Linked DNA regions of Homo sapiens: region 2 is linked to region 1. A link is a loop called in an ENCODE intact Hi-C map of the cell type or tissue named here. Cell type or tissue: Caco-2. All regions are shown on one strand. Links, peaks and the distances in the headings refer to the core of each region. The heading gives the core; the rest is flanking DNA. Region 1 holds the start of SCIN (scinderin). Region 2 overlaps SCIN (scinderin).

Region 1 (5,385 bases), core at 210-5,209:
CCCATTTTAGAGATGAGGAACATGAGGCTGGCTGTGTGTAGTTAAGTAACTTCCTGAAAGTCTCAGAACTAAGGATGAAAGCAGGAATTGAATCAAGGTAATGTGTACTATAGCCTGTTATTGTCAAAGATCAGTAAGTGGTAGTAATTGGTTTCATAATTATCGTCACTACATAAAAGCTATTTAATCCCAACCAATTATATTTCCAGGGTTTTATCTCAATTATAATACTGCGAATGCATAATAAAGTATGTTCAATATGCTATTTGTAACACTGTATTGGCAAAATATACACAAAATTTAAATGCCTAGTGTTGGGGCTCAGAAACCAATACCACAAAATGTGACACTTTGACATGCTGAAATGAAGAAGGCTTAAGTTTTCTTTGACCTTCCTTCACCAATCCTCTCTTTCCCAAAGCACAGAATGAAGGTATTCTCTGAAGTTCCCTTATCTGCCTAAAGTCTCGACTTGCCAAAGAAGAAAACAGTTACCTCTGGTCTCTTCCCTGACTTTCCACAAACTGAACTCATATTGCAGAAAGAAAGACTGAAGTCTGTCAACACACACGGAGAGCTCTGCAGGCTTAACATACTTTGTCTCAGGCCACTGTATGTTCTTCAAACACATTGAATTCCCCTAAAAATCATTTTCTAACCCCCCAAATCACCCATACATCACCCATCTGCCTTTCCTCTAATAAGGAGGTACAACCCTCTGTACCTCATTGGGATATTGGCCAATCACTCTGTGATTCTCCCCCATGCCCGCTGATAAATTTGTATGCCATTTGTCCTGTTAATCTGCCTTTTGTGACTTGATTTTTCAGTGAAACTTCAGAGGGTAGAGGGGAAGTTTTCCCTTGGCCCCTACACTATGAACTGAGATAGACAAAATAAATTAGTATGTTTATAAAGTGGAATACCATATGGTCAGTAAAAACCGGTAGCTCTATGAGTACTGTGTGTTGATACACAGACACACACACACACACACACACACACACACACACACACACACACACGGGGGGGGATTCGAAAAGGTTATATGTTACATTTTCTGTTAAAAATTTAAAATAACTACATTACCTATATTCTTGTTGACAAAATTTGAGTGCCTGGAAAAATACATAAGAAACTGGTAACGTAATTGCCTTTGGGGAAAGCAACTGGGTGGCAGGGTGAAATGGAGATAATTTTTTATTGCACACATTTTGTACTTTTAATTTTTTTACCATGGTCATGTAATAACCTATTAAAAACATAATTTAATTAAGGAAAAAAATCTAATTTTGCATTATTATTGACCTTCCAGGGATTCATGTAATTTGAGAAATTGAATGAAAACAATTTTACATGCATGAAATTCAGCTTTCTTACTCTATACATCCTGAGTGATTTGCCTTTTTCAGTAACAGAATCCTTTGCTATACCAGCTTGTTAAATGAATGCCAAATCAAGAGTAAAATTTCCATCTGTATTCCATAGTGTTTTAGCCATGCTGCAAAAGCAAAACCTGTAGGTAAAACAAAGAAAATTATCACCTTGAAGCTAGGTAACAGGTAACCCAGAAGTCCGGCCAAGCATAAAATTACAGCCACAAACAGCCCTGCAGAGAACATCTCAGGACGGCGGCTGCTGGGTTTTTGTTGTTGTTTTCATCTTTCTTGGCCAAAGGAAGCAGGTGTTAAGAGAGCTCAACCACAGCTCCTGAACTCTGAGATTTACAGAGCTCTGTCACCTGGGGTAATACTGCCATTCTTCCAGGTTTTCTTCCTGTCCAAGAAATCTGACATGCTGTTTTTCATGGTATTTTCAAACTGGAAGATCGAGACAGAAACTTTGGTCGTCAGGAATGCAGAGATTGCCCAATGAAATGACAGAATTGATCATTAGGATGCTTGTTACTCAAAAAGCCCATTTTTTAAAGAAGGATGTATTAAAATTATTCCAGCATGCTAATGTGGCACACTCCTCTGCTGCCTAACGGCAGGTGTTGCTATTAGCAGAGGAAGCCTTGTTCTAAGAATTATTCTAGAGGGCCAGAAAGAACAGGTATTGCTCCACCCGAGTAAACGCTGACTCAACTCTGCAGGGCTGGCGCGCTCTTTCCTCACCTCACCCCTCCTGCCAGGCACAACTGAGATCCAGAAATAAGAGGATTAGCGAGAGAAGGGGAAATATGCAGGACGGTAGTGATGGGTATGCACAAAGGAGTGCCAAGCAGTTTTAACCGTTAATGTTCTTCGTCTATTGCTAGAGAAAATGTCTTTCCTTGGAGGAGGCATTGGCACGAGTTACTATAAACTCCCTCTGAATCTCAAGACTTCTGGGACGCCGATTCCGCTCCTGGCCTGGGGCAAGGCGTGGGAGCTTGGAAGCCAGCGCTGCGCTCCCCGTGGGAAGCGATCGTCTCCTCTGTCAACTCGCGCCTGGGCACTTAGCCCCTCCCGTTTCAGGGCGCCGCCTCCCCGGATGGCAAACACTATAAAGTGGCGGCGAATAAGGTTCCTCCTGCTGCTCTCGGTTTAGTCCAAGATCAGCGATATCACGCGTCCCCCGGAGCATCGCGTGCAGGAGCCATGGCGCGGGAGCTATACCACGAAGAGTTCGCCCGGGCGGGCAAGCAGGCGGGGCTGCAGGTCTGGAGGATTGAGAAGCTGGAGCTGGTGCCCGTGCCCCAGAGCGCTCACGGCGACTTCTACGTCGGGGATGCCTACCTGGTGCTGCACACGGCCAAGACGAGCCGAGGCTTCACCTACCACCTGCACTTCTGGCTCGGTAAGGGACGGCGGGCGGCGGGACCCCGACGCACCAAGGCCGGCGAGGGGAGGGCGTAGGGGTCTGAGATTTGCAGGCGTGGGAGTAAAGGGGACCGCAAACTGAGCTAGCCACTCGCGCCCCCACGGGGCTGCCCTTTGGGGCCGGCCACTTTCTCCCTACCGAAGTCAACTCGCCGGCTGCAAACGCGGGGCTCAGGCGTTGTCCGCAATTGACTTACCTCGCAGGCTTTGACCTTTGCCAGGTGTAGTTCCTGGACTTTGGAGCTGGTGACTGGCTTCTTCCCCTTTCACCGTCAAGTATCCAAACGCCACTCTTGTCCAGGGCCGCTGCCTCAGCGCACACCGTCTCTGGCCAAGCCCCGCTCACCTTCCGACAAACTCAGTCCTGCTTTCCCTGTCGGGATGGAGAGGAAGTCATAAAGTCTGGGGGCATCTGCCGCCGCTAGGAAGAAGTCCTTTTCTTTTTCTTCACACATTATTTTTATTTGTTGCTTTCGGGCACTGGCTTATTTTCTCTATGATTGCGGGAATTATTGTTCTGGGCTTCTTTAAAACAGGATTCTACCCGCACCATGCTGCTTGTGGGTCTGGTAGACAAAAACTCCGCTTCATTCGGAAGCTGGCGTCCTCAGATAGAAGTAAGAAAAAAATACAGATATTTTATATACAAATAAATAGCTCTATATGGGTATTTCATATATTTATGTAGACTGCTTTATTGTTATTATTTATTATTTATTTTAGCAAGGACACAAGATGGAACAGAAACGGCTCCTTCAGCAGTAGTAATTATTTTGAGCTGCGTTCGTGCCAGGCTGTCAGGACACTGGGCCTTGTGTGTTCTTTTTCCACCTTCTACTTTTACTCATAAACATCCTGAATGTCCAGCCTCTCCCCAGGAGGTCTTGTGCCAGTGGGCACACCCTGTCTAACAACATGCCGATTCTCTGAGCCTTTTTGCCTTCTTTTAAAACTAGCTAGCCTGCCCAGTACTCGTGTTTGTTTAGTTTTATCCCTGAGCTTAGGAGGAAAACACACAAAACCACACACACTTACACATTTTTGAGTCCCTGAAAGCCAACACTGTAATTTCCAACATTTGAAGATTTTAAGAAACAAAATAATAGAAAACATTGAGTAGTGACTGTCTAAACATTGGCAAACACCTGGAACAGGCATTTGAGAAATGAGAAATGAAAAATACGTAGATGAAGATAAGACTTTTAATTATAACATTTGGAGTCAAAAATTTGTGTTAGCTTGAGGAGGCAGAGAAGGCTCAGCCTGAGTTCTGAACACATTTTGGCTTCTTGATGCATTGCTGTTATTCCTATTATAATGTTGTAATACACAGTCATCTATTTGTATTTTCTGCCAGAAAAGACTGAAACTTTTATAACCCATGTTCAAGAATGAATGATGCCAGATAGAATAATGATGTCCTTACAGAGGACTTTCCATGCAGAACTTAAATCTAGCATGAATGAAAGTGTTTGAAATGCCACATTTGCCATTTGAGTAAATTAAAATGTGAAATAATGCCATATCTTACTGTAGACAGCAGTTAAGTTTGACTTTGTCAGATGACCGCAAGGGAGATTTGAACACAATTCTTTAATTCTATACATTTTTATCCAAGTTGTCCTCTTAACTACTATATTTTGTAGGGTTTACAGATTCACCTTATTCACTTAATTATCTACTTAATTATCCACTTGATGCCCATAAATTTCAAAAATATAATAGAAAATGGTTTGGGCAGAAACATTTATAATCTTAAAGACATGCTAAAACTGAAGTCAATAACATGTTAATAACAAGCAAATTCATTCAGTAATTATTCAATATGGCCAGTACTGTACAAGGCACTTGTGGATATGAATAATTAATGAAACTTCTCTAAAAGTTCATCACCTCAAAGGTGCAAAAAGACAAAAAGTGATATAACACAGGTAGAATGTGATAATTACTGTGAAAGCACAAAGTTTCTGTGGTTATTGGGAAACAGAAGCCTTTAGAGAAAAAAAAAATGAGAGTACTTGGAAGTGTTCTTGTGTCAAGAGAGAATTATGGAGAGAAAAAAAGCTTCAAGTAAAATAGTCAACAGGACTTTCAGATGGGATTGCCCAACAGCTCTTCCTACTTCAGTTCCCTAAGAAAACAGAATTTCATCCAAAATAGTGTAGTCTAAGACCTAAATTAGGATGAATCCATGAGGATTCATCAGAGAGACAGATTGAGAGAAAGTCACAGGAGAGAGAGCTGAACTTCCAGGGGAAAAGAACATTTGGTTAAAGGAAATCAGCCGGAAGAAAGAGAAACTAAAGTTAAACTGAGATGAAAAAAGGTGCATAGCATAGAAATGAAGAAACAGGCCAAATGGGAGGCAAAAAGGGGAAACAGGAAGAAGTTGGACCTAGAACAAGAGAGAACAGAGCAGGAGAGTCGTCTTTCTTGGTCTCTCCCTCAGTGTTTCCATAACACTTGGCATATCTCAGATTATTTTATTGTATTAACATTACATGCTTGAATGTATTAACATCATATGCTTAAATGTAATGAAAGTAAAAATTTATTGCAAAGAACTTAAATGTTATTGCAT
Region 2 (5,385 bases), core at 237-5,236, 53 kb after region 1:
TAGTTGAGCTCAATTTTAAAGTGATCCTTAGAGATGATACCTGACAATATATGGCATCTCTCTACCTCTGGAGTTAAGCCTGTTTTTGCTAAATCCCTTGGGTTCAATTCCCAACTATGCTGCAGTCCTTTGAGAAGCTAATTAAGATGCCTGGCTAATATGGGAATTGTGGTCTGAAAATTAAGAGTTAGAGTGTGCCTCAAATCCCAGACTGGGTCCGCCCACTGGGAGGTTTCCTAATATTAGATATGCCCTTAACACAAACTGTTTATTCCTAACTATGGTCTTAGTTGGAGGAGAATTAGAAAAGTATATGTGAGGAGATCTTTGATGGCTCTTACAAGCTATACATACTTCTAGCAAAAGTGTTTTTTTAAAAAGCTTTTGGTCACAAGTGTTTTAGTTTTTTTTTTTTTTTTTTTTGCTTGATTCTATTTTTAGCAAAAAAAGAAAAACTGCATTACAATCATTTAGCATGTACAGTATCTAAAACATTTTATTGATCACAGTACAAATAAAAAGATAGGTATGTTCCCAGAGGACATAAGTTCTCTGATGCATCTCTAAATTTGAGAGTGTACTTACACTCATGCAAGGATTAAAGTACATTTTTATTGTTTTCTGGTATTTTGCAGTACACATTTTTATGCAATATATTGTAAGGAATAGCGAATATAAAACACATTATGTAAGGAACTTATTGTGTGTTAAATATTTGTTGTATCTAAATGAACATCTTTGCATTTTCTAAACTTGAATTTATATCTATATTATAAAAATTAAATTATTTAAAATAAGTTTATATTTGATTCCTGTCCTTGACATTCTATGCTGTTTGTGTTAATTAATAAATTAATTAAGGTACTCATAGACATATTTTTTATTTTAATATAAAGAAATTCAAAGCAGATTCAAATGTATTTTCTACCAAACACTTTTTTGGACTTTTGGATTGCATCACATATGCACAGAATAGATAAATTCATTTATTCATTATTTTGACAAACACTTACTCTGCGTATACTATGTCCCAAGAACTGTTCCAAGTGCCAAGGATACAGCAGAAAACGAAGCATGATTTGGGTGATCAAGAGCTTGCACTTCATCCTATATGTCAATAATTATAGTAGTATTTTACCTCCAAATAGTAATTTTGATTCAAATCTTTATTATAATAAACTCATAAAACTGAGAGATTATTTCTAGAAGCAGAGGTCATAGAAGAAATTCTGCTGCAGAGCTGAACATAGAGCTCAAATTTTAATTAATTCCTTCTAGCTTTCAGTAATATGGACACCTAGGCTCTCAAATTAGGGATTTTCCTTTCTTGAAATTCATTGTTTGAGGTTGCAAACAAGCAACCTCAGTGCTTGTTTACTTAATGCAATTGATTGATTTGGCCTATATGAAAAGGACTACCTTGTATGCATTGATGAGAAGTGTTTGAGCCTGGTCATTTTAATTGCAAATATTTTATAATCCATGTCTTTATAAGTGTATTTTTCTAACTCTGCATCCTTCAATGGGAGATCTTTATCTTTGCATCCACTGCTCACTTTTTTCCAGGTCTTAGGGGAAAAGCCAGAGCTTCCAGATGGAGGTGATGATGATGACATTATAGCAGACATAAGTAACAGGAAAATGGCTAAACTATACATGGTGAGTTCACTGTAACCAAATTTATTGTTTCAACAGTACTGGATGTAGCTAGGGAGGCCTGTATTGGGCGGGATTCCCGTTGCTGCAGTTGAGAACTCTCCTCATTGCTCTCCAAGAGCAATGTGTAGATAGAATCAGTTCTTTGCTCTTGTATGTTTTTTTAATTAAGTTTTAATACTTTTTGTTATTTTTATGAAAAACAACAAATATGTGAACTTATTGCTGTGACTTCATAAAATTATATATTGTTGCTGTACTAGTTTGCAACGATCTTTTGATATATAATACTCAATACAATGTTTCCTTTATGGAGTAAAAATATTTTATCAGCTTTTTCTTATAAATTCTTGATAAGAATGTAAAGTCTTCACCCTATTTAAAACATTGTCTTTAGCCATAATGAAGGAGTTCTTTGTTACAGGAGGGCTGAGCTACCAAATGAAACAGCTGGAGGGAAACAGGGTAAAAACAGTTCTGTTCCAGGCATTAACCTACCTACTTCCATATCAGCTCTATAGCACATGATTAGGAGCATGACTTTGCACAGGACATAACCACTCTGGGTCTAAGTATTCTTATGCACACACAACAAAGAAAGTAGGTTCCTTCCAACTCTATAGTTTTTTTTATTCTTTGTTTGTTTGTTTTTTCTGTTGAGGGTAACAAAAACTGCAAGACACTCCAGTTAAGGAGGTTGCTACAGTGGTATTCTTCCAGTGTTCCCTCCCCTTGCAACTTTCTAAGCGTGTGATTTGGAGCAGATCGTAAATCTCCATGCAGAATTTAGTAGTTTTCTCATCTGTAACAGAAAGAAACTATATTTGCTGCTCTTTAAGGGATTTTTGGCTCCGAAACTCTGTGATTTTACATGAAGACCAAATTAATAACTTGTTTAGCGTAATTTCCTTTTCATAATGAATAAGTGGATTTTTTTTCTTCTAGATGCAAAAGGAAATATGGTTACCATTTCTGCTAAATACTGGTAATTTTAATATGAGCCATACAGAAAGTGTTAGCTAAATATTTTGTGACTGCTTTTAAAAATTACTATTTCTAAAACTCATTTTCAACAGCCTAACAGATATCTTTTATTTCACATCATCAACCAAAACTGTTCTCCCTCCTGGACAGCATTATGAACTAAAGAAGTATTTTTAAATGGGAAAATATTCATCCTGAGTCATAGCTTCCTCTAGTGGAGCTATGCTGTATTACATGGATATAAAGTATAAAGTTCCTTTGAAAATAATTCGGGTTTCTTAACAAGGCTGGCAAGCAAAATCACCTGGGGCATTTTCAAAACTACAGAATTCAGACTCCACCCTGGTCCTGCAAAACTCCACTAATCTAGGGAGGGCTCTGGAATCTGTATAATAGGTAACTAAACTGTAGCATACAAGCTGGCCATTGAAAACCAGTAAATCCTAACCTGCACATGAATATCACTTTCAATTTTGTAAGACCACTTAAAAATTTGTTTTAATAGTCTGTAGTCATTTCTAAATGTGACAGAAGAAATTTACTTTGATAATTTATACAAAGTTTACTTAAATTGCAGGACCTATGTTGAAAAAATCTTTGTGCATAAACTATATCAATATCCTCCTTAACAAAGCGACTGGTATATGGTAGACAGTAAATGTTGACTGAGTGATTGTTTAAACTTCATCTTGTGTGTATGTAATGATTTTAAGATTATTACCTACTTGAAAAGATTACTCTAAAATGTACAAGAAATAATCATGGAAAGTTAATTACATGATGCTTAGTACATAAGAGCATCTGAATAGACCTCAGCCATTATTATTATCACTATTCTTTTCTGATGTTTTAGGCACAGTGTCAAAACTTAACTTTTTATTTGTAGTTCCTTTACCCCAAAGGACTTTCAAAAAAATTAGAGTATAATTAGTCTTGTGGATTCTTTTCATTTTCTTTGAAACAGTTTTATTGAGATATAATTTATACACCATAAAATTCTTGCATTTAAAGTGTACAATTCAATGCTTTTTATTTGATGACATTTACCGAGTTGTACAACCATTACCATAATCTAATTATAGAACATCCTTATCATCCCCAAATGAAAACATGGAGGTCATGGTTTTTATATTAGGTTTCAGATGCAAGTGGCTCCATGAGAGTGACTGTGGTGGCAGAAGAAAACCCCTTCTCAATGGCAATGCTGCTGTCTGAAGAATGCTTTATTTTGGACCACGGGGCTGCCAAACAAATTTTCGTATGGAAAGGTAAAAAATTCCATTGACGATGCTGTATTTCAGATTTATAGATATTTCCTCTATAAGGGTAAATAAAATATATTTTTTGATTTTAAAAAAAAGCCCACCTTTTAATTAAGACATGATCTATAAATGTCTCACATAAAATGCAGCCATTTTCCTCCTACCAACATCATATACCAGGGATTATGGAGTTAAAAAAAAAGCATTTGGGCAATATAAAAAGAATTGTTTTACAAATAACGTTTTTTCCTGTATTGTTAAATACACTTAATATACCAGGAAATTTTTGCTATTCTTTTTTTTTTTTTTTTTTTTCCGTCGCCCAGGCTGGAGTGCAGCCCGCCACCACGCCCAGCTAATTTTTTTGTATTTTTTGTGGAGATGGGCTTTCACCGTGTTAGCCAGGATGGTCTCGATCTCTTGACCTCATGATCCACCTGCCTTGGCTTCCCAAAGTGCTAGGATTACAGGCGTGAGCCACCGCACCCGGCCAATTTTGCTATTCTTTCACTGCTGTATTTAACTTCAATTATAATCATGTTTATTATGGTACACAAGTATTTCTTAATCATAGAATGTCTTCCTTCTCTGAAGTTCTTTCTCTTTAATTTACCTTGTATTTTAGGTAAAGATGCTAATCCCCAAGAGAGGAAGGCTGCAATGAAGACAGCTGAAGAATTTCTACAGCAAATGAATTATTCCAAGAATACCCAAGTATGTGTGAAACTGAACTGGCTAGAAAAAAATAGAAAACATTGGAGCTCATGACATCTCCACGAAACTCATGAAAAAGTTTGGGTCAAAGTAACGTCTGTATGTGAAGTGATTCTCCACCTGCCTGTCTGCTGCAATCTGGTGTCCCTCTTCTTTATCTGCGTGGGGGTTAGAATTTTTTAGAAACTGCACATCAGACTTTCCATAGAGCTGCCCATTCACTTCCTCCACAGCCTTTAATTCAAGATAGTAAACCACAGTAGGTTTAGCTAAGAGCACTTAAGAGTTATTATTCCTTAGAGCAAGTTGTGCAGACTTGGCCTGAAACCCAGATGATATTTGTCTTCATCGAAATCAATTTAGACCCTGGCTAGTTACTCCTTTCCTTTCCGAATCTCTCAGCCTCATCTACTCTCCTCATTTTTATGTCCCTGCACAAGGAACACAATGAGATCATTTCTTCCAGGTCACAGAGCTCTTGTGAACCTTATGTAGAAAGACAAACTTATTTTACTGCAGGGGTAACATATTAAAGAACTTGATTCTTCTCTCAAATATTCAAATTCAGCGGCAATTACTTTAGTTGTGAGAAAAAGCAATTTTGGATTATATGAGCTTGATAGCTAAACCAGGATAATTTTCCATTTCCTTACTTTTGTCTCCACTGCCAGATTCATATTTTCCCTTAATTTCTTATTTTCCTGTTTACTATTATTATTATTTTAAATTTCAGATTCAAGTTCTTCCAGAAGGAGGTGAAACACCAATC

Evidence for each region. A loop is a pair of places that touch in the nucleus more often than their neighbours do. Peaks named below come from ENCODE experiments on the same cell type or tissue, not always from the same donor. Only the 100,000 strongest peaks of a DNase experiment are listed, where the experiment ranks them.
Region 2: a loop joins it to region 1, with 2.9 times the contacts of the local background. A loop is called at or near these places in 6 of 110 quality-filtered maps.

What each region holds. Positions count from the first base shown.
Region 1 is chr7:12,568,205-12,573,589 of GRCh38, forward strand. SCIN (scinderin) reads left to right here and starts at 2,516. Exons shown (of 16, transcript NM_001112706.3): 1 at 2,516-2,781. The coding sequence starts at 2,583. It overlaps LOC107986768, which reads right to left. Exons shown (of 3, transcript XR_007060635.1): 3 at 1-3,177. In Caco-2, for the core only: no CTCF peak of the experiment used is centred there; DNase peaks (open chromatin) are centred at 2,567 and 3,037; H3K4me3 peaks cover 1,275 bases.
Region 2 is chr7:12,621,235-12,626,619 of GRCh38, forward strand. It overlaps SCIN (scinderin), which reads left to right. Exons shown (of 16, transcript NM_001112706.3): 5 at 1,567-1,659; 6 at 3,776-3,908; 7 at 4,528-4,616; 8 at 5,350-5,385. Among named protein-coding and RNA genes, the nearest start is that of SCIN, 53 kb to the left of the region's middle. In Caco-2, for the core only: a CTCF peak has its summit at 2,822; no DNase peak of the experiment used is centred there.